3 separate regions of the Mus musculus genome follow, and all the other regions are linked to region 1. Evidence: chromatin loops called from intact Hi-C (ENCODE). Cell type or tissue: heart. All regions are shown on one strand.

What was found. Peaks named below come from ENCODE experiments on the same cell type or tissue, not always from the same donor. Only the 100,000 strongest peaks of a DNase experiment are listed, where the experiment ranks them.
Region 2: it touches region 1 in a loop (5-fold over the local background); 26 of 42 quality-filtered maps call a loop at or near these places.
Region 3: a loop joins it to region 1, with 2.5 times the contacts of the local background. A loop is called at or near these places in 2 of 42 quality-filtered maps.

What each region holds. Positions count from the first base shown.
Region 1 is chr11:85,179,158-85,187,157 of GRCm38, reverse strand. It overlaps 1700125H20Rik (RIKEN cDNA 1700125H20 gene), which reads right to left. Exons shown (of 6, transcript NM_028589.1): 6 at 6,004-6,272. The coding sequence ends at 6,187. Among named protein-coding and RNA genes, the nearest start is that of 1700125H20Rik, 12 kb to the right of the region's middle. In heart, CTCF peaks have their summits at 2,840 (motif pointing left) and 3,963 (motif pointing right); a DNase peak (open chromatin) is centred at 4,097; H3K4me3 peaks cover 1,074 bases; H3K27ac peaks cover 1,122 bases.
Region 2 is chr11:85,257,566-85,265,565 of GRCm38, reverse strand. No RefSeq gene overlaps it. Among named protein-coding and RNA genes, the nearest start is that of Appbp2os, 26 kb to the right of the region's middle. In heart, no CTCF peak of the experiment used is centred here; a DNase peak (open chromatin) is centred at 6,375; H3K27ac peaks cover 383 bases.
Region 3 is chr11:85,010,077-85,018,076 of GRCm38, reverse strand. Usp32 (ubiquitin specific peptidase 32) reads left to right here. Exons shown (of 34, transcript NM_001029934.1): 26 at 236-447; 27 at 7,934-8,000. Among named protein-coding and RNA genes, the nearest start is that of Car4, 56 kb to the right of the region's middle. In heart, no CTCF peak of the experiment used is centred here; no DNase peak of the experiment used is centred here.

The sequences.
Region 1 (8,000 bases):
GGAAGCTGTGGGGGCTGGTGAGATGGCTCAGTGGGTAAGAGCACCCGACTGCTCTTCCGAAGGTCAGGAGTTCAAATCCCAGCAACCACATGGTGGCTCACAACCATCCGATCACGAGATCTGACTCCCTCTTCTGGAGTGTCTGAAGACAGCTACAGTGTACTTACATATAATAAATAAATAAATAAATCAAAAAAAAAAAAAAAAAAAAAAGAAAAGGAAGCTGTGCTGCAGAGGCTCATGGAGACAGATCTCTAACCTTGCCCTCGGCAGCCCTTGGAAATGACAGCTTTAGAGGAAAGTGACCATCTCTCTTCAGTAGCTTTCCTAGTACAAAAAGCTGTGGATGGTTAAGAGACTTGGTGGAGGTCAGTTAAAAGGATGACAGAATTCTCCAGTCTCCCCATGTCTGGGTTTCAGTTCCAACTGCCCCGTAACTGTAAGGATTTTAACCCTCTTTTCCACATGTGAAGTAGATCTTTTAAAGAGAACTATACCATGAAACAACCAATCAAAAGAATTACAGAAAATGAGGCCATATTTTAAATGGTTTGGTTTGGTTTGGTTTGGTTTTTCGAGACAGGGTTTCTCTGTGTAGCTCTGGCTGTCCTGGAACTCTGTAGACCAGGATTAAAGGCGTGCGCCATCACCGCCCGGTGTAACAGGATCTGATGACCTCTTCTGGTGTGTCTGAAGAGAGTGACAGTGTGCTCATATACATAATTAAATCTTTTTTTAAAAAGATTTATGTATATATCTATATAGATACACGTATGTATATATGTGTATGTATGTATATATGCATACACACGTGTGTGTATACATATACATTATATATATGTATATATATTTTATGTATACACACACACACACATACATATAATGACTATTTTAACATGCATGGACTTCAATATACTAAGAAGCCAAACAGCTGAGCGAGAGTCAGGAGACATGAGGATCCTTGGCTGCATACCAAGTTGGAAGCCAGTCTAGCCTACATGAGACTGAATCAAAATGACAACAAAGACAAATAAAATGACCATATAATTTTAGTGTTACATTCACCACAGAAGCAGTGGGGAAGGGAAAATGGGAAATGATTGCTTAATGGTTTCCATTTTACACCATGAAGAAGTTATGGAGATTAGCTGCACAGTAAATGGAGACATAATTGCAGTAAAAATGGTCAAGATGCAACACATTGAAGGCAGGAAGATAGTATGGTAAATCTTCTGTGTATTTAGAACTTTGTTTTTTAACACTTAGGTGTTTTGTTTGTTTTTTTAATGCTTTCAGTCTCTCTAGGCAGGGCTGGCAGAGATGGCTCAGTGGGTACAGACCCTTGTCATGCAGCCTGCTGGCTGACTACAGCCTCCAGTTCTCACATAAAAAGAGAAGCAACTCCTGTAAGGCATCCTCTGACCTCCACAAGCATGCCCTTGTAAGTGTGGGCATGCAGCCACTAAAGTACAAAACATTTCTTTTTAACACTTGCCTGGCAGTTAAGTCCGCCATGATGCTGCATTTGGAAGAATGGCCGTGAGGGCCAGGGACAGGTGTGCACTCTAAGTCCTGGAGAAACAGGAGCAGGGCTGGGGTGGGGTTGGCTGTCTCTGCCAGTTTGGTCTACGTAGTTTCAGACCAGGCCAGAGCTACACATGCAAATAAATGTAAAGCAACTATAACAACAAAACACAGTTTCTTTCCAAATCCGTTACTTCCAATTTGTTAGGGTTTGTGCTCACTCTTTCTCATTAAATTTCGACACAAAATACAGAACTAATCCACAAAATAGGACAGAAAATTCAGGAAACAGACCCAAGTAAGCCAGAAATGTGATAGAAGAGCTACGTCTAAAACTGGCCATAGAAAAGATGGCTTTGCCCTAAATGCTACAGTCTATAAGTACACACACCTACATATACAGACACACCCGTGGACAAGTGTTGAACCAATTGAAAAGCACACACACTAAGGCTCCGAGTGAGACACAGAAATCTGATGAAGAACACAGAGTGCTCCCCCTTCTCCTGAACTACAAGTGTAGACACAAGAAAGAGACTGGAGCAGCCATGCGGGCTGGGGTCAGAGTGGGCTGGGCAATGAGCCGTCACAGTTCTGGTTGGGAGCCTTTTCCACTTTGTTTTAGGGAGGAGCTGGAAATTCAGCTGAGTTGGTGATACTGCACACCTAGCATTCATGAAGCCATGGGTCTCATCTCTAGCACTGCTTAAACTAGGCATGAATGGGACGCCTATAAGCCCAGAGCTAGGGAGATAGGGGCAGAAGGATCGGAAGTTCAGGTTCAATCTTGACCACTTCGGGATTTCAAGGTCATACTATTGCAGTTCCATCTACTTGGGAGGCTAAAGCAGGAGGAGGACCAACTGAACTAGGCTGTCAAAGGCTGGTCTGCACAATTAAACCAAGTCTCACCCCCCACACACACACCCCAAAAACCCTTCAGAGAAGACCTCTTCTCTGGAAGGTCTCCTCTTGAGGCCTGCTGCCATGACACTGGTGAGGCTTTTTTGTTTTTGTTTTCTCCTTGGGGTTAGCTTTATCATAAAAGCATAGAGCAACATACTATGTCAACAGCTAACTCCTCTTCCATACCGCTTCCCTAGCTACTCTCTGACATCCTTACTACCACTCCAAGGTCATCCATTGGGTTGGACACACCTTAGCTGAGAACGTGCAACTAACTTTAGGAATAATGCATTGGAGGGCTGAAGCGGTGGCTTGGCAGCTAAGACCTGGGTTCAGTTCCCAGCATCTATCTACATAGCTGCTCACACCTTAACTAGTTAGTTCTTATTCTAGGGGATTTGGCGCCATCTTCTGGTCATGGAAGGCACAAGGTACACACACCTTGGACTTGGAATCAGGCCTAAACTACTTAAAGTAACCAATCAACCTATCAATCAAGAACACATTAGTCTCCCAGTTGTTTACATGTCATGAAAAATGTCAGGCTGGCCAAGATCAGGAGTCATAGTGTCACTGTGTACTGTCATTTGCAGCCAGTAGGTCATCAGCCCGAATCCTTACACCGACTTCCAGTACAGGAGACATTCATTGCCTTTATTCTTGGGGCTGTCTTTTCTCCTCTAGACAGTAGTTGAAAAAGTGCTGTTTGGGGCTGGTGAGATGGCTCAGTGGGTAAGAGCACCCGACTGCTCTTCCAAAGGTCTGGAGTTCAAATCCCAGCAACCACATGGTGGCTAACAACCATCTGTAATGAGATCTGACTCCCTCTTCTGGAGTGTCTGAAGACAGCTACAGTGTACTTACATACAATAAATAAATAAATCTTTTAAAAAAAAAAAAAGTGCTGTTTGGCTATGCTCTTTCTTTTGTTAATTCAACAGAATGCTAAATGACTAATATGGGCTGTTCACTATTATAATTGCTTAGGATATACCGATAAGCAAGTTAGTTATCTTCTGGCCATGTGAAAATATAATTTACAAATTTTAAAAAGAGGAAACTCTTTGTAAGCTTATTCTCTCATGTGTTTTGTCACAGGAATATAAAATTGAAACGGCGCCAGGCCTGACGGGCTCGGGGAAAGCAAGGGTTGGAGGAGCTGTGGGAGTGGATCAGACTGGACCTAGCAGATAACTTAGGCGTTCTTTGTATTGTTTAGCTGATTTTGAGACAGGCTAAATGATGTCGCACAAGCTGTCCTCCTGCCTTCCCTCCCCATCGCTGAGATTAGAGGTGTGCACCACACCAAGGCAGAGCTGACCCTGACTTCAGATGAATTGAGGAACGTTGGAGTTTTAAGCAGAGAAACCTGTGATCTGCCGTTTTAGAATTCTAAGATCGTACTGCGTTTGAGGAAAGAGGACACCAAACCCAGCCTCCGCTGTTGCCTTAAGGAGAGCTCCCCAGCACCTCTACCCGGGGTTTTGCGCGCGGGAGCCAGGTTGGAAGGCAGCGGTACTCCCCACAGTTCCTGTAGGTGGCGGTGCTGCCCCACGGACCATGACCAGCACCCTATTTTGCTGGGAGCCCCTCCGTATCACGCAGTTTCCGGTAGGCCGCCCCTCTCTCCGTGGTCCTCCTGCTTTGTCAAAATTGTTGTGATCCAGCCAGGCAAGGGTTAAAGGGAAAGAGCGAGCTGCTCCCGCACCACGTGACCTTCCTGCTACACACATTTACCCTGGCCCTGAAGTACCTGGTTCCCATTTGCCTTGGGCAGGGTCCTCATGTCTTGTCGCTTGTGTTGGGGGGGGGGGGGGGGGGAAGAGGAAAAATATAAAGGAAAACTGAAGTGAGTGGTGCATGCCTTGAAGGGGCAAAGGCAGACAACTCTCTGTGAGTTCGAGTGGTCTACAGAGTGTTCGGACAGCCAGAGATACATAGATAAACTCTGTCTCATAAAACAAACAAAATCGCTGGGCCTTGGAGGCTGGAGAGAGAAGGCTATCAGCGATAGCCTGTGCTTCTTGCCTTTCCAGAGGAAGATGTGGGTATTCCCAGCACCCACATCAGTTGGCTCAAAACCACTTATGAACTACAGTTCCAGAGAATCCCACATGCTCCATATATTCACACACACACACACACACACCACACCACACCACACACACACGCGCGCGCACACGCACACTTAGAGAGAAAATCACCGAGCCCACTTCCTTGCTTGGAGACTCCAGGTAAATGGTTTCTGGAGCTGGAAGCAATGTGCATTTTTTTAAGTCTCTAGTTTCCTCTTTTCCTTTCTTGCCTCTCATGGGTATCATCCAAACCCATCAACTGACTGCTGAAGGTGTGATTCATGTTGTCCGGAATGTGCAAGGCCCTAGTTTGGATTTCCAGCACTGTATAACAAAAGAGGACAAGAGGGCTTAGCGGGTAAAGGTGCTCGCCTTCCAGCCTGACGGTCTGGGTTCCATCTTGGGTCCATTTGGTGGTGGAAGGAAAGAACTGATTCCCTAATGTCCTCACAGTGGATCCTCACAGTATCCACTGACACAAAGGCACACACAATAAATAAATGAACAAATAAAAAATGAATGAATGAATGAATGAATGTAGCCAAGTGTTTTTGAACCTAAGTTTGTCATTCTTGTTGCATACCTGTGTTGCTTCTGTGTACTTTGGGGATATCAAATAACAACGGCCCCAAGAGTTGCACAGGAGTTGTAGATGTGTGAAGTCCATTGTTCAAGGCACAGGGTTGGGAGGAGCCATAGTAAACTAGGAAGCATATCAGAAAGGCTGATGCAACTGCTCCTCCACTCCAGCACCTGCCACATAGGACGCAATTCAAAAGTGGGTAGCTGTATGAGAGGCTAGAAGTCTGACTTTTCATTTAATGGGAAATGACAGTTATAATATTGGCAACTAATATTTTTAAAATGATGTGTGCAAGTGGAACTCCTCGTTGGTAATTAAATGCATTAGTAGCTGCCAAATTTTGATCACTAACCCAACTCACCATTCTGCTAAGACTATTGGTATTTCTTCTTTGGGATTCTATTTCTAGCCTCTCTCACGGTCATTTGGAAATCTCCCCAATACCCGAGCAGCATCGGTTCATTCCATTGTACCTCTCCTCCCTTGGCACTGCCTGCCCCACGCTACAGAGAAGATGGAGTCTAGATGATTCAGAGGCTGCTAGACTTGTCACTGACTGACCCGGTTCAATCAGTTATCCCATCCTGTGCTTTCCTGTGGCTAACATTGATAAAATCCTTCGTTCTTTTCCCCATTGGACTCTGATAATCCTCCACACAGGTGACCACAACTATTTACTTTGCAAAAAAATGTGCTACCTGCCACTTAGGAAGTGGCTGTAAACATTTTTTCCTTTGAGACAGGGTCTTATTGTATAGCTTTGGCTGGCCTGGAACTTCTTGTGTAGACCAGGCTGGACTTAAGACACACAGAAACCCAACTGCCTCTGCTGAGATTAAAAGAGGGACCACCAAGTCTGGCTTCAAATGTTTTTAAGCAAATGAAAGATGAATGAAGTTCAGACAAGTAAAGTACCACTGTCTTAAGAATTATTATTTCCCATTTATTATTATTTCCCATTTATTTATACTTAGAAATTGAGTATCCTTTTGATGAAGTAAACCTTCTTTACCCTCTTCAACCCCTTCATCCTCCAGAGTATACATGCAAGTGCCCAAGGGAGCCAGAGAGAGCTGCCCTCCACCCCTGTGGGTCTTCTTAGGAGCAGCTCTTGGGAGATTCTAGTCTTTCCTTAATCCTCTTTTTCTTCAGCTTTGGTTTTTGAGGAAGTTTCCTTAAAGAATCTGAAAGAATAAAAGGCAGAGAGGGTCCCAATGACATTGCAGCTTGTAAGAAACATCTGCAGGGTAGAAAGGGGAGAGCAATAAGGAAAGTTTGTCTCCCTGCCGTCTGTGTCCCTTGCTCTTTCTTTCACTGAGCCCTGTGAGGTGACGAGATGATATCACCCTCTGTGTACAGATGAGGATGTTCACCCAAGCACAGGGCAAGCATGTGGCATGTCCGAAGCTTTATAACAAGCTAGAGCTGCAGCTCCACTTCCCCTGCGCCCCTCTCAGTTCTCACCACCAATTCCAAGTGCTTTGAAAACACACGTCTGTAAGCAAACTGCCAAGTTTTAATCAATTTATGAATACAGTGCCAAAGAAACACCATACCTGTCACTGTAACGTAGACTCTGTACTGGTGGATTACAAATGACGGGCCTGCCGGTGTTATATGCCTTCCTTGTGTAACATGCGGGGAGGGCATCCTACATCTTCTCTAACCTCTAACATTTTCACCAGGCAAGTGTGTGTGTGTGTGTGTGTGTGTGTGTGTGTTACTGGGGATTGAACCCAGGTCTTCACATATGCTACAAGCATTCTACCTGAGCTATGTTCACAGCCCCTATCTCCAAGCTCCAACATCGAGAAACACACACACACACACTGAGAGAGACAGAGACTCCTCCAACAGGTCAGGTTAAAAAGACAGCAAGTTTGTCAAACTGAGGTGTGACCAGGTGAGACACCTGGTGTGAGCATCCCATGCAGCAGTTACCACTGAAACTTGAATATGGATTCTTTGATTCTACAAAGAGAGCACATTGCCCCGGGAAGGCCTGATGCCATTCATTTTAAAAAAAAAAAAAAAAAAAGCAAGTTTAGAGGCTGGAGGTGTGCTTCAGAGGTTAAAAGCACAAGCTGCTCTCCAGACAGCCTGGGCTTGGTTCCCAACATCCACATGGCGGCTATAACTGCTTGTAACTGCAGCTCCAGGGGATTTGATGCCCTCTTCTGACCTCCATAGGCTCTAAGATGTATATGGTACATAAAAACTCATGCAGGTACTCACACAAACAGAAATGAATAGCAAAGAAATAAAAAGCAAGTTCAGAGATGGGAGGTGGCTCAGTCTAAAAGAATTTGCCATGCAAGAATAAAGCCTAAGTTTGAGTCCTCAGCAGGCACACATCTGTGATGCCATTCTGGGGAGGCTGGGACTGGGCGATCAGCTTAGCTTAGTCAGGCTAGCCAGCCAGAGCTCCAGATTCAGTGAGAGACCCTTAGCTTCAAAAATAAGGTTGGGGAGTGACTGGGATGATTCATCTCCTACTGGTACCCCCCACCCCAGACATGAAGCAAGTTATCTGCAGTGTATAAAGTGTTAATCATGCAATAGTGGATGATGATAATGTGATGTTTATATCTTCCTATTTTTATTTATGTTTTTAATGTTCTGTTTATAATAATTAAAAGTAGGCTTAGCTGGGCGAGGTGGCACATGCCTTTAATCCCAGCACTCGGGAGGCAGAGGCAGGCGGATTTCTGGGTTCAAGGCCAGCCTGGTCTACAAAGTGAGTTCCAGGACAGCCAGGGCTATGCAGAGAAACCCTGTCTCGAAAAACAAAACAAAACAAAACAAAAAACAAAACAAAACAACAAAAACAAGGTAGGCTGGAGGCATAGTTCAGTTGGTAGAATCCTTGAGTGCACAAAGCCTTGGGTTTGATCACCAGCACCACATAAATC
Region 2 (8,000 bases), 78 kb before region 1:
TGCCCCACCCCTGAACCAGACATCTTTCTAGCTCCTCATCTGAAAAACAGGCACATTTGTAGAATGTATCTCACCTCAGCCATAAATTACAGGTTGCCATCCTGTAACCTGGAACGCCCTATACACTGGATAGTTATGATATTTGTCTTTGAGGTACTAGTTCCTCAGACAGAAGGTGGCTCACACCTTTAAAATCTTGGCACTGAGGCTGGACAGTGGTGGCACATGCCTGTAGTCCCAGCACTTGGGAGGCAGAGGCAGGCAGATCTCTGAGTTCGAGGCCAGCCTGGTCTACAGTGAATTCCAGGACAGCCAGGTCTACACAGAGAAAGCCTGTCTCGAAAAAAAAAAAAAATCTTAGCACTGAGAAGCAGAGGCAGGCAGATCTCTGAGTTCGAGACCAGCCTGGACTACAGAGTTCCAGGACAGGCAGGGCTACACAGAGAAAACCTGTCTCAAAAATACAAAAAAGCAAAGCCAAACAAACAAATAACCCCCCCCACACACACACACAAGCAACCCAACTGAAGAGCTATGGAACACAGTCCTGATTCACTCATCAGAGCAGCCAGAGATGGACCATTTCTAGTGGAGGGGAATCCAAGAATGAGAGGCCACTGGCCCGCACAACCGTGACCACTGAACTGGTGAGAGAATGGATTCTGGCAAGAGGAAAGAAATTCCTACATAGGCTGGAACCACGGGTGTCAGAGGTCGAGCTGAGTTCTCAACTGCCAGGACCAGGCCTCCACAGCCTTAGCCACAGACAGACCGAGATGACAGACCAGGCAGCTTGTGGGGGGGGGCACCCCTCCCCCTTCCTTCCCCTCCTTCTTCCTTGTGTGTAACCCAGGAACAGCACTCTCTCTCAGTAACCCTCCCACCCTGCCTGTCAGCAGCCTGAAAGTCCACAGAACTACCCAGGCATTCATGCATGCTGAGGAATGGCTGTCTTTAGTCAATATTCAAAATGAGTCTTGGTTGGACAGACAAACTTTTCCCACATATCAAGATTATGTTATTTAAAAATAATTTTTTAAGTTGTGTGCAAAAGAGTTGGAGGGGCACCAGTGGAGGCCAGAAGAGGGCGTTGGACCCCTATGGAAGTAAGTGCTCTTAACAACTGGGCTGTTTTTTTCTGCCCCAAATATTTGGGGGTGGGTGTTTTCTTTGTTTGTTTGTTTGTTTTCAGTTTTTTTCCTCTTTGGCCTGGAACTACTTATGTAAACTAATCTGACCTTTTAAAAATTAATTAATTAATTATATATAAGTACACTGTAGCTGTCATCCAGAAGAGGGTGTCAGATCCCATTACAGATGGTTTTGAGCCACCACTTGGTTGCTGGGATTTGAACTCAGGACCTTTGGAAAAGCAGTCAGTGCCCTTAACTGCTGAGCCATCTCTCCAGCCCTAAACTCTTAAAGATCATCCTGACTCTACCTTTCAAGTATATTATAAAAGTTGTGCACCATCATGCCTAGGCCAAGTTATTGGTTTTTAAAAAGTTCTTTAATTGTTCCAGGATACGCCACAGGGTCAGAAGCGATAAAATAACTTAAGTAAACCAGCACTCCAAAATGTAACCCTTCCTCCATCAACATCACTGGTCATTCAACCCCACAACAAAGCAAGATTCGTATTTGGACAGTTTCCATTTCATTTACAGGAGCAGACTGGAATAGATAACGTTATCCCGAGCTGGAGACACGGACAAGAGTGCAGGCTGCTTTTCCAGAGGACCTTCGTTCAGATGCCGCCCTCAGGTGTGGGAGCAGGTGTTGATGACATAGTAAGTTACAGGCCAGCCTGGGCTACAAAAGACCCTGCTACAAGTAAAAACAAAACAGACACACAAAAACAAAACAACAACAAGGAAAAAAACAAAACCAAGGCCCCAGCAGGGTGGCTCATAAGGTACCTGGTGCCCGCTATCAAGCCTGATGGCTGGAGTGTCATCCCTGGGTCACACAGAATAGGAGAGAACCAACTCTCAAAAGTTGTTCTCTTCAAACTACGGAAAGAAGTCATCAGATCCTGGTTCTTCACTCAGCGTCAAAGAGAGATGAGGCACAGACGGTTTTTGATGGGCTACAGGGATTGGATAACGTGCTGTGAGTACTCTACAAGAAGGATCGCCAGGCAGAAGAACTCCAAGGAGTGCTCTCAGAATGACCCTGGACTCTCCGAAGCGTTGGAAGCCATGGAGAGGCTCAAGCTCTCTTCTGGGTACCAAAGCAGAGATGGCATGTCATAGGATTTCTGACTTTTCAACTTCTTTGTTGGGGCAGGCGTCTGTCTATGGGAGAAGGTACATTAATAATAAAGCTTGCATTCATAGAATCGAAAAAAAAAAAGTTGTTCTCTGACCTTCACCTTCACATCCCACACCCCACATAACAAATTAATTCTAGGAGCTGGGTAGTGGTGGCGCACGCCTTTAATCCCAGCACTTGGAAGACAGAGGCAGGCAAATTTCTGAGTTTGAGGCCAGCCTGGTCTACAGAGTGAGTTCCAGGATAGCCAGGGCTATACAGAGAAACCCTGTCTCAAAAAAAAAAAAAAAAAAAAAAAGAAAGAAAGAAAGAAAAAGAAAGAAAAAAATTTTACATAGATAGATAGATAGATAGATAGATAGATAGATAGATAGATAGGATTACAAAATATAGACAGGGCTGATTGGTTGGGGTATTGGCCTAGCATGTTTCCGACCCTGTATTTAATCTCCAATATGACAATCCCCTTCCCCGCTGTACTAGCTAGTTTTATATCAACTTGACACAAGCTAAAAAACTCTGAAAGGAGGAAACCTCAGTAGAGAAAATGCTTGTATAAATCAGGCTTCCTTCGGGTAAGCCTGTAGAGCATTTTCCTAACTACTGACTGATGGAGGAGAGCCAGCTCATTGATGAATGGTGCCATCCTTCGGCTGCTGGTGATCCTGGATTCTATAAGAAAGCAGGCTGAGCATGCCATGAGACACAAGCCAGTAAGCACCCCACCACCACCATGATACTTGCATCAGCTCCTATCCCCAGGTTCCTGCCCTGCTTGGGTTCCAGTCCTGACTTCCTTCAATGATGGACTATAGTGTCAAAGTATAAGCCAGCGCTGGTGAGATGGCTCAGCGGTTAAGAGCACCAACTGCTCTTTCTAAGGTCCTGAATTCAAATCCCAGCAACCACATGGTGGCTCACAACCATCTGTAATGAGATCTGACTCCCTCTTCTGGAGTGTCTGAAGACAGCTACAGTGTAATAAATAAATAAATAAATAAATAAATAAATATTTTTTTAAAAAGTATAAGCCAAAGCCAGGTGTGGTGGCGCACGCCTTTAATCCCAGCACTCGAGAGGTAGAGGCAGGCGGATTTCTGAGTTCGAGGCCAGCCTCATCTACAGAGTGAGTTCCAGGACAGCCAGGGCTACACAGAGAAACCCTGTCTCGGAAACAAACAAACAAACAAACAAAAAAGAATCCTTCTGCAGTGTGGGGCTACCACTTAATTAGAGGACCATGACTTCAAAAGTAACCCCACAGTCACCAAAAAAAGAAACAACCAATCAGCCATTACCTGGCTTACCTGCATTAACATTTGTGAAGTCTCGCTTCTTTGAGACATACATACAGTCAGGGAGCCTGACGTTGGCCCTGGGTAGGGCCTGTCACATGCTCTTTGTCCTATAGCTTAGTTCAGATGTCTCAGATGACATGGCCATATGAGATGTGAACCATAGTCACCATGCCCTGGGCTTTCCCAAAGGCACCCTGCATTCCTGAATGGAGCCACGATTAGGAAAAGCACCTATATGTAGCTTACTACGTAGCTTAGGATAGCCTTGACTTCCTGATTCTCCTGCTCCCACCTGCAAGTGTTGGGATTACAGGCATTTGCCACCACGACCAATGATCCCTGGAATATCATCACGCCAGGAAAGCAGCAAACAACATGGGTAGCAAAATAAGAAGAATTGGAGGAATGAACACTTTTTTTTAAGTTAATGACTGTATCGTGATTAAAATTTGTAGGTAAGGAAGCAAGAAAAGACATGGTGGCATTAAGACAGATGATTACGGCTGGTTTGCTTAACAAAGTGGACCTCGCTGGAGGGTCTGCTAACCCCTGAGCTCCCTTGTGACTTCCTTGGTTAACATTAGAAGCAACACTGAATGTGTCCACCAGGGGGCGCTTCCAGAGTACGATACATAAAGTTATGCAGCTAGATGTATTCTTTGGAAAATGAGCCAAAGGTTGAGTGCTCGTTTTAGAAACCTTCATGAAGAAACCCATCTTTTTAAGACTTGTTATAGAGTGTCAGTAAAGTGCTTACTTCGGTTTCCTAATCCTGGGTGTGGTAGTTAAACTTGACTGTGAAGTAGATGGGATTTAGAGTCACTATGGAGACAGGTCCATGAAGGAAGCTACAGGGAGGGGATTTCAAGAGTAGGTTAAGTGAGGTGGGAAGACCCATCCTAAATGTGGGTAGCACTACTCCATGGGATAGGGGCCTGGAGTACATACAAGATGAAGGTCTCTACCTGGTAGAGGACACAATGTGAGCCGCCAGCTCACACTTCTGCTGCCAAACCTTTCCCTCCCATGGTAGACTGGCTTCCCTGAAACTGTGAGCCAAAATGACCTTCCTTAAGCTGCTTCTGCTGGGTATTTTGTTACAGTAACGAGACAAGTAACTAGCACACCATCGTGATGTTAATAATAACTAATACACCATGGTGATATTAATGGTAACGGGGACTTTCTGGCCAGGCAGTACTTATCTGGTTAATGAACTCTAGGCCAGTGAGAGACCTTGTCTCAAAGGAAGTAGATGGTGTTTCTGAAGACCACACCCAAGGCTGTACACACACACACACACACACACACACACACTACTTGCATGTATACACACATGCACACGTTGTTTGAATGAAAGGGGGTTTTGTTACCAGCCCTCAAAGAAAAAGGGATGTAAGAAGAAATGTCCACTTGGATCTAACAGCCATGAAAATAGCCAACAGAGAGGCTTCCTGGGACCTAGACAGGAACTCACAGAGTAGGTCAAGTCGTTTGTGATGTAGCTGGATGTCCCTGAGGAAAAGCCAAAGGGAATGTTGAAAGGTTCCCTGTGTAAACAGCAAATAAAGATGGAGATGAGGGAGACCTAGGAAGAGCAGTGTTACGGAGCTAGAGGCCAGCAGGATGGCTCAGTGTCGAGGGCACTTGCCTCTAAGTGAGGTGGGTTCAATCCCCAGGCCCCACATGGGAGGTCTAAAGAAAACATGTTTCCTGAACAGTCTCCTCTCACCTTGACATGTGCATAGTGACCCACACACAATAAAAAAGCAGATACAATGTAATAGAAAGTGTTTTAAAGGGGAGAGGGCAAGAAAGCACAAGAGGTAAAAGCACTGCTGCCAAGCCTGAAGACCTGAGTTCAATCCCCAGGATTCCTCACATGGTGGAAGGAGAAAACACACACACACACACACAAGCTAACTAATTGAAGTTTAATGTATTTTTTTAAAGGCCCCATTCAAGGGCCTGCAAGTGCCAGTATCTACACAATGTAACTTTTCTAACAATTTAATCTTACATTTTTGTTCTTGAGTCCCATGTTGATACAGAAAACAACCTCACTGATTTATTACAAGTTCAACTCCATCCCAAACCAGGCTGAAAATGCTTTGTGAAGCCCAGCAGTAGTGGCATATGACTTTAATCTCAGCGCTTCCAGGAGGCAGAGGTAGGCAAAGCAGGAGTTTGAGGCCGGCCTGGTCTGCAAAGTGAGTTCTAGGACAATCAAGGCCACACAGAGAAACTCTGCCTTGAAAAACCAACCAACCAACCAACCAACCAAATAAAACAAAACAAAGCCAGACAGACAGACAGAAAGACAGGGCATTGTGTTTGGGTTTGGTGCCTTTTCACTTGGGTTGGAGAAGGTGGGGGGAAGAGATCAAATTATTAATCTCCTTTTCTGAAGATAAGAACCAAAATTTGTTCTCTTTCATTCCAGACATTCTCAAAACAATGGGAAATTCAGAATTCTGAGTTTTGGGAGAGTTCTGCAAAGAGACAAACAAATGCTTATAGAGAAGGAAAGGAACTACGCATTCATGTTGAAAATTGAGTATGGCCCCTCCCTCCACACACAAAGGTCAGCTCTTCTCTGTGTGCAGTCTTCCTTGGCTGGAGCTGAAAAGCAAGCTCTTCCTTAGCTCCAGTTCCTAGTGTTTGCTGAAGTCCTTGGCTTGCTTTGTTTTAGATGGAAAACTCCAGTATCGGTCTTTGTCAGCACATGGTGTTCTTGTTGGCTTGTCTCTCTGCCTAATTTCCAGGCACAAATGACTTGTCTCTAGAGGAGGGCCTCCACTAAGCCATTGTGACCTTGTCTTGGCTTGATTGCTTCTGTTCCTAAGTTAGATCACATTCTGAAATACTGGTGGAAAGAATTGCAACATACGCGAGGACTGCAGAGAGAATAGTCCTTGGACTTCCAGCCAAAGATCCACGGCGTTGCTGCAGGCTGCCCTTTCATAGGTCTGTGCGCTGAGCTCGGTAGTTCAGCAACGTAGAGCCGTCCTTTGCAACGGTCTCATCGTGACTTCCAAGACCTTCAAACCTTCTGATTTCTAAGTGTTATTTATTACAGGAGACAGGACATAAACATGCCCCAGCCCACAGGTGGACGTCAGAGTTGGTTCTGTCTCTATCATCAGTTGACAGGGATCCTCAGGTGGTCAGACTTGCTGGCTATGTTGACTAGTTTTGGGGGTTTTTTGGTTTTGTTTTCTCAGCTTGATGAAAGAAAAGGACATTTGATAAAAGGGAGCCTCAACTGAGAAAATGTGCTCCTCAGTCTAGCCTGAGGGGCATTTTTTCTTGATTAATATTTGATGCAGGAGGGCCCAGCACACTGTGAGTCATGCAAACTCCAGGCAGGTGGTCCTGAGGAGCACAAGAAAGCAGGCTGAGGAAGTGGTGAGGAACAAGACAATAAGCAGCTCTCTTCTATGGCTCTCTATCTTGCCTCCAGGTTTCTGCCTGGAGCTCCTGCCCTGGCTTCTCTCAGTGATGGAGTGTGACCAGAGTTGTAAACTGAAATAAACCCTTTGGTTCCCAAGGAACACTAAGGAAGGCACTGGGCAAGCTCTAACTCTCAGAGCTACCTCACAACCTTCCAGATTTCTGATAAGGACAAGAAAGGTCAGACACAAACATATACGTTGTCTTGAATTTTGGTTTTCTTCTGGGCATCATACATTTAGAACTTTGTAAGATAAGAACTTGCAATGAGCTATGGTGGTTTACATTTCTACTCCTAGTACTTTGGGAGTTTGAGGCAAAAGAATTGCCATGATTTTCAGGCTAATCTAGGCTATGCAATAAGTTCCAGGCCACCTTGAAATTAGAAGGTGAGATTATAAGATGTCGCAAAAATACAAACTACATGGGGTTGGAGAGGTGGCTCAGCAGTTAAGAATATTGGCAGCTCTTCCGAAGGACCAAGGTTCAAATCCCAGCACTCACATGGCAGTTCACAACTGTCTGTAATTCCAGTTCCAGGGCATCCAACCCTCACACAGACATACCTGGAAGCAGAGTATAATGTAAATAAAAATTTAAGGGGGCTGGAGAGATGGCTCAGTGGTTAAGAGCAGTGACTGCTCTTTCGAAGGCCCTGAGTTCAAATCCCAGCAAACACATGGTGACTCACAACCATCCATAATGAGATGTCTGCCATATAATAATAAATAAAGCTTTAAAAAATTTTAAAATACAGATTACAGGGTGAAGAAATGGCTGTTAAAGCACATGGTGGTTTTTTGTTTGTTTGTTTGTTTTTTATTTTTTGAGACAGAGTTTCTCTGTGTAGCCCTGGCTGTCCTGGAACTCACTCTGTAGACCAGGCTGGCTTTGAACTCAGGGGTCCATCTGCCTTGTTTTCCAGGTGCTGGGATTAAAGGTGTGGCTCATCATGCCCGGCTCCATCTCTGGTTT
Region 3 (8,000 bases), 170 kb after region 1:
CAGAAGCTCTACTGGACAGTTACCACAGTTCTTTCTTTGCCCTTTAGTCATAAGCATGAGTTATAAAAATAAATTCTAAACTTTAAAATTGTCAATAAATTTAGAATTACTTGGTCTATGCCTTCTCTCTGTCCTGAAAGTCAACCCTGTCAATGTTCAAGACTCACAATACTTGAGAAAAGAGCAAACATAATGATACAAGGTTGTGATATTGTGCACATCTCTGCATTTATAGATTGCTCTTCTTCTCCATCTACAAATGGACTGTTTACCTTGACTACCAATGGGGATCTGCCTCGACCTATATTCATCCCCAATGGAATGCCAAATACAGTTGTACCATGTGGAACTGAGAAGAATGTCACAAATGGAATAGTGAATGGTCATATGCCGCCTCTTCCTGATGACCCCTTTACAGGCTACATCATTGCAGTCCACCGAAAAATGGTTAGTTAAATATAATGCAACTTACTGTTGGTCATGTCAGCCCTCATTGGTGAAATGCAGTTATTTTGTTGCTTTCAAGTGTTTCTTGAACATACTCTCATTATATCATATATGCTTATCCATGTCATATGTGATTGCTGTTATAGGAAATAATGTTCCTTACTATATATATATATATATATATATATATATTTTTTTTTTTTTTGAGACAGGGTTTCTCTGTATAGCCCTGACTGTCCTAGAACTCACTTTGTAGACCAGGCTGGCCTTGAACTCAGAAATCTGCCTGCCTCTGCCTCCCAAGTGCTGGGATTAAAGGCGTGCGCCACCATGCCCAGCTCCTTACTATATTTTAAGAGGCAGCAGAATGCTGGGTGAGAGGTGATGCCCACCTCCAATCCGAACACTGGAAAGACTGAGATGAGAGAATCATGAGTTGGAGGCCATAGGCCTCCAACTCATGATTAAGACTATGCTTCAAACATACCAAAACTAAGAGTGCAAGGTAGCCAGTACACACAAGTAATGCTTTCCTTTTGGGTTGATGAGATGGCTCAGTGGTTAAGAGCACTGACTGTTCTTCTGGAGGTCATGAGTTCAAATCCCAGCAACCACATGGTGGCTCACAACCATCCGTAATGAGAAACAAATAAAACATCTATGGGCCGGAGCAAGCAAGAGGGAGAAGGGAAAGGGGGAGTAATGCTTTTCCTAAAATGTGTGTTGCACATGTTTAGGCTTATACATCTCTGTCATGTAAATGTGGGTTTCTTTGGAAAATATTTTATTATTACCATTGTGTGGTTTTTGGAGGACATAAGAATCATCTTTTTTTTTTAATTATTTATTTTATTTATATGAATACACTGTAGCTGTCTTGCATCAGAAGAGGGCTTCAGATCCCATTATAGATGGTTGTGAGCCACCATGTGGTTGCTGGGATTTGAACTCAGGACCTTCAGAAGAGCAGCAGTGCTCTTAACAGCCAAGCCATCTCTCCAGCCCCACAAGAATGTTCTTTGACAAGTTTTTGGTAATTCTTCCTTGCTAAATCAACTCCTTCCATTGAAGGCTAATTTTCAAATTTTTTAAATTAAAATACTTGAGGGTGGGACTGAAGAGATTGTTTTTTAGTGAAGAGCACTGACTGCTCTTCTAGAAGACCCAAGTTTGGATTCTTGTATCTACATTGCAGCTCATGACCTACTGTTACTCTAGTTTCAGGGGATCCAGTGCTGTCTTCTGGACGTCCATGGGCACTGCATGCATGTGCTATACAAACGTAACATGCGAGAAAAACACCCATACACATAAAACAAAAATAAATATTTTTTTTAATGTGTGGGAAGGTGAGGTTGGTAAGATGTCTTAGTAGTTATAGCACTTGCCAGACAACCATGAGGATAAGTTAAGAGTTTGGATTCCCAGAACCTGTGTAATGCCAGCTGGGGGTCTTAGCTAGCCAACTTGTCATTGCAGCTCAGAAGACAGACACAGGAAATTCCCAGAGCAAACTGGCTAGCAAGACTGGCTGTGTCAGCAAACTTCGGGTTTAATTAAGACAACCTGCCTCATCCCAGCACTTGGAGAGCAGAGGCAGGCAGATCTTTGAGTGTGAGGCCAACCTGGTCTACAGAGGAAGTTCTAGGACAGCCAGGGATACACAGAGAAATCCTGTCTGGAAAAAACCAAAACAAAAACAAACAAAGCAAAATAAGAACCTGCTTCCATGAACTAACTGTAAGAGTGATCAAAGATTGTTTCCACCATCAACCTTGGGCCTTAATGGGTGTGTGAACACATATGAAAACGAAAAAAAGACTTGAAAACTGGTTAGTAAGTGATCGGGTCATAGTGGCAACTTAGAAAAAGAAAAAGAGAACTATACCAGTAATTGCACAAACTGTACTATAGCTCTAATTCTGCTACTGGACAATCAGTTGAACCCTTTAGGCTTTGATATCAGCATCTTGTAAAACAAAAGAGTTGGAGTTATGTACACATTTAATCCAGCGCTTTAGAGGCAGAGACAGGTGAATCTCTCAGAGTTTGAGGCCAGCCTGGTCGACACAACAAATTTCAGGACAGCTGTGACTACACAGTGAGACCCTGTTTCAAAAATTTTAAATTAATAAGAGAGTCAGTTTGTTAGGTAACTTCTAAGAGCTATTAGTTACCTCTGCCACTGTTTATAACTCACTCTTTGGCTAGGGGGTATTGTTTAGTAATAGAGTATTTACTTCGCACCAAAAGTGGGGAGAGAAAAGAAAAAGAGAACAAATTGTATCCTCATTTATTATATTTATTGGCTAAAATATACTACCCTGATCATAAGAAGAGAATAAAAGTCATTGCATACCTGTAAACTCAGCCCTTAAGCTGCTGAAACAGGATGACCTTGAGTTCTGGCCAGTCTTGGCATACATAGTAAGACTCTTTTTTTGTTTGTTTGTTTGTTTTTGTTTTAAAGATTTATTTATTTATTATATGCAAGTACACTGTGGCTGTCTTCAGACACTCCAGAAGAGGGCACCAGATCTCATTACAGATAGTTGTGAGCCACCATGTGGTTGCTGGGAATTGAACTCAGGACCTTCGGAAGAGCAGTCAGTGCTCTTAACTGCTGAGCCATCTCTCCAGCCACAAGACTCTGTTTTTAAAAAAACAAAAAGCAAAAATTGTTGGGACTAGAGAGATGGCTCAGCACTTAAGAGCATTGGCTGCTCTTCCAGACCATTGTTCAATTCCCAGCATCTACATAGCAGCTCACACCTGCCTGTAACAGCAGTGGGCTTCTGGCAAACACCCTCGCACATGCAGGCAGAAAACCAATGAACATAAAATAAAAATAAATTACATATATTTTAAATGTTTAAAGGGAAATTAGGAAGGAGGAGAAAGGAAAGGGAAATGAGCTTTGTGGAGAGACAATATTAGTGTGTTTAAAAAAACAAGCATATTAATTCTTCAATTATGTAAATGACAATAAATGAGTTAATGTTTTATTTTCCAAGGACTTTTATAACAACTTAAAAACAAGGTATGATTTAACAAAAATTCCTTTACAGTCTAGAAACTAAAAGTCTGAAATCAAGGTGCCAAGAGATGACTCCCTCCAAAAGACTCTAGCAGACTTTTCCTTGGCTCCTCTACCTTCTGTTTCTGAGCATCCCTTAGCTTGTGGCTATGTAACTGCGCATTTCCTACCTGTTCATCTGAACTTTTCCTTCTGCCTCTGCCTTTCTCTAACAAAGATATGTGCCATTTGATTTTCTTATATTATTTGATCTTATTTTAAGACTATCAACTTGGGGCTGGAGAGATGGCTCAGCAGTCAAAAGTGTTTGTTACCTAACACTCAGGTCAGTGGCTCACAACCTCCTGTAAATCCAGCTGCAGGGTATCTAGTGTCCTCTTCTGTCGTCTACTGGTACCTGAACATATGTGGCATATTCACAGATACACACACAGATATACACAAATAAAAATAATATAAACTGACTCTCTTTTTCAAAAAATAAATGAGGTAGGCAGTGGTGGTGCATGCCTTTAATCCCAGCACTTGGGAGGCAAAGGCAGGCAGATCTCTAAGAGTTTGAAGCTAGCCCGGTCTACAGAGTGAGTTTCAGGACAGCCAAGGTTACACAGAGAAACCGTGTTGAGCGGGGGTTGGTGGGGGGGGGGGGGTGAAAAAATTTGGCAGGGTGTATGTGAAGGACTCATAATTATATATGTAAAAACTCTTTGCCATTAAGATTGAATTTACCAATTACAGAATTTAGACAAATACACACCATTTATCTCTATAAATACTTTAACCATATTTTTTAAATTGTGTATCTAAAACCCCATTTCAGTACAAATAAACTTCACAAATCACACAGGAAGCATCTATATAGAAAACAATAGTGGAAATAGAATAATAGGGGCTGGAGAGATGGCTCAGCAGTTAAAAGCACTGACCACTCTTCCAGAGGTCCTGAGTTCAATTCCCAGCAACCACATGGTGGCTCACAATCATCTGTAATGGGATCCAATGAACTCTTTTGGAGTATGCCTGAAGACAGCTACAGTGTACGCATATAAATAAAAAGGAATAAATCTTTAAGAACAACAGTAGTTTTAAAAAAGCATTTTTATAAAAAAGAAAAATGAAATAGAATAATAGAAATCTAAAATATTGGTGCTGGAGAAATTGCTCATTAGTTAAAATCCACTTGCTATTCTTCAGGAAGACTCAGGTTTAATTTGCAGCACCATGTCACTATTCACAACCTTCTGGATCTCTAGGATCTTTGGCCCCATCTTCTGGCCTCTTTGGGTACCAGCCACAAACATGCCCAGACATACATGCAGGCAAAACACCCATAACACAGTATTTTTAACTTTTTAAAAACAAAGGGGCTGGAGGAATGGAATCAGGAGCAGTCAGGAGTGGTTGTCTACTCTTACAGAAGGCCTGAGTTTGACTCATGTCATACACATAGTGGTCCACAACTGTCTGCAACTACAATCCCAAGATATCTGATGCCCTTGTCTGGCCTCCACAGGCACTAGGCCTAGGCCCTCTTGTGGTCTACATACATATATGCAGAAAAAATGCACATATAAATAAATAGATAGATAAATAGATAGGTAGGTAAGTGAATGTTAAGCAACTTAAAGTGATAATGTCAGAGAAATGGTTCAGTGAGTAAAGGTGTTTGCCAGGTGACCTAAGTTCCACCTCAAGATCACATAAAAGTGAAAAGAGAGGGGCTGGAGAGATGGCTCAGCAGTTAAGAGCACTCACTATTCTTCCGAAGGTTCTGAGTTCAACTCCCAGCAACCACATGGTAGGTCACAGCCATTTGTAGTGGGATCTGACCTTCTGGTGTGTCTGAGACAGCTACAGTGTACTCATATAAATAAATGAATCTTTTTTTTTTAAAGAGGTGAAAAGAGAGGACTGGAGAAGTGGCATGGCTATTAAGAGTATATATTGCTCCTGCAAAATGACCTGAGTTAATTTCCCAGCACCCATGTCAGATGGCTCACAAGCCTGTAACTTCAACACCAAGGTATCCTATGACCTCTTCTGAACTTCAAAGGACACATAATCTGATATGTGCACAAACTTACATAGATACATACACATTTTAAAAAGTGGGGAACTAGAGAGATGGCTTACTGATTAAGAGTGTATATTGCTTTTCTGGAGGATATGAGTTCAGTTCCCTGTATCCATGCCAGACAGTGCACAACTGCCTGTAGCTCCAACTCCAGGGATCCGACACCTCTGGCTTCTGTGAGCATCTGCATATATGTGGTGCTCACACACATACAAATGCACGCACGAATGCATGCATGTGTACGCAGGCACACACACTTCAAAATAAATCAAATAATAAAGTAGGAGGAGTGATTCAACTCTATAGAGTTGTTCTTTAGCCTCTGCACATACCATGGTGCGCACACACACACACACACTCATGCACACATACAATACTAATTAAATTTAAAATGATAAATCAGGTTCTTGCACTAAATGTAAATATTTGAAGATGTTAGTTCTCTGCAAACTTACCCAGAAACTTGATGAACAATTCTAGTAAAAATGTTAAATGTGTGTATGCATTCTTCTTATACTTTTTTTTCATTTTGGTTTATGAGTATGGGTGTCTTGCCTATATGTATATCTTCACTCCATGTGGATGCAGTGCCCAAAGAGGGTGTTGGCTCCCTCATTTGTATGCATTCTTGTGTATGTATGAGTTCATAAACCAAGCACCAAGAGGAGTTAGAGGGATGGCTCAGCAGTGAAGAACGCTTCCTGCTCTTGCAAAGGCCTTAGGTTCAGTTCCTAGCTTCTACGCTACTCACAACTACCTGTAACTCTTATCTCCCTGGGATCCACTGTTCTTTTTGGCCTTCTTGGGGACCAGGCATACAAGTGGTTCACATATATACAGACACTCAAATACATAAAACAAAATAAATTTTTAAACAATAAACAAGATGTTCTTAAAGGGTAAAACGTAAGAAGTGAGGCTACCAAATTGCAATTTATTTTATAAGCTGGCATGTAAGACAGTGATATTAGTGAAATGGGACAGATAATTCAGTGCAATAGAATGTAAAAGAATCAGTTTTCATACCCATCGAACTCTTCTAAGCCTCAGTCTCCTTAGGTAGTTATGAGCTACTACCATGCCCAGCTTGAAATAAAATCTTAATTAAAATTAAATATTGTAACTAAGTTTAAGTTAATAGTGGCAAAATAAAACACTTGAGAATTAGCACACCTATAATCCCTTCATTTAAGAGGTGGATACAGGAGGACCCGAGTTCAAGGCTATCTTTGACTGCATATTAAGTAGAAGCCAACCAGACCTACATGAGACCCTGTGTCAACAAGAAATATATAGAGCTGGCAAGATGGGTTAACAGGTGGGAGTGCTTGTTGCACAATCATAGGACCAGAGTTTGGATCGCAGCTCACATATGACATACAGCTGTGACCCCAACTCTGGGGACAGAGGAGAGTAGGGGCAGAAGGAGGAGATCTGGGATTTGCTGGCTTCCAGCTATACAGGAAAGCACAGGTTCAAGAGAGAACACCTGATGCCTCTCCCTGTGTGTACCCACACACAAATGTGTACAGACTCACACATATATTCATACGTAAAATATTTTAAATAAGTAGTATAACAGATCGATAGGTCAACAGAAATATAATAGCAAAGGACAAATTAGAAAGAAGATTGATTGACAGCTAAGTACACTTGGGTGTGCACTAGGAAGTCTTCTACAAGATACTCTAGATCAATGGAAGACTACCCTTGAGAGTTCAGGATGGTTTAGGGTGGGGGGGGGGGGTGTTTCGAGACAGGGTTTCTCTGTGTAGCCCTGGCTGTCCTGGAACTCAAATTGTAGACCAGGCTGGCCTCGAACTCAGAAATCCACCTGCCTCTGCCTCCCAAGTGCTGGGATTGAAGGCGTGTGCCACCAGGCCCCGCGGTTTGGGGGGGTTTTTTGTTTGTTTTTTTGTTTGTTTGGTTTTTTTCACAGCTGCTTTCTCCAATATCCTCCTTTCCTATGATTAATGACTATTTTCGTCATTGCCACCCTGGCATTCTTTCCAGAGAAAGACTAAGTATTAATTATTTTAAAAGAATGAGCTATGCAACTGTGTATAGTCTTTACATATGATTCATGAGATTTATCTGAAATCCTAGTTTAACTCTGAAATGAGCAGTACCTAAACCTTTCTGTGGGTCTCCACTTTAAATGGTAGTGGTGTTATACCTTTAATCTTGGTACTTGGGAGGCAGAGGCAATGGATTTCAGTGAGTTTAAGGCCAGCCTGGTTTACAGAATTAGTTCCAGGACAGCCAGGTCTACACAGAGAGAAACCCTGACTTAGGGGTAGAAGGGGAAGAAAATGGGTATAAATGTTAACTGGAAGCCTGTCTTGTCATCTCTCTTCTCTTGTTTGTACATATAGATGAGGACAGAACTGTATTTCCTGTCATCTCAGAAGAATCGCCCCAGTCTCTTTGGGATGCCACTGA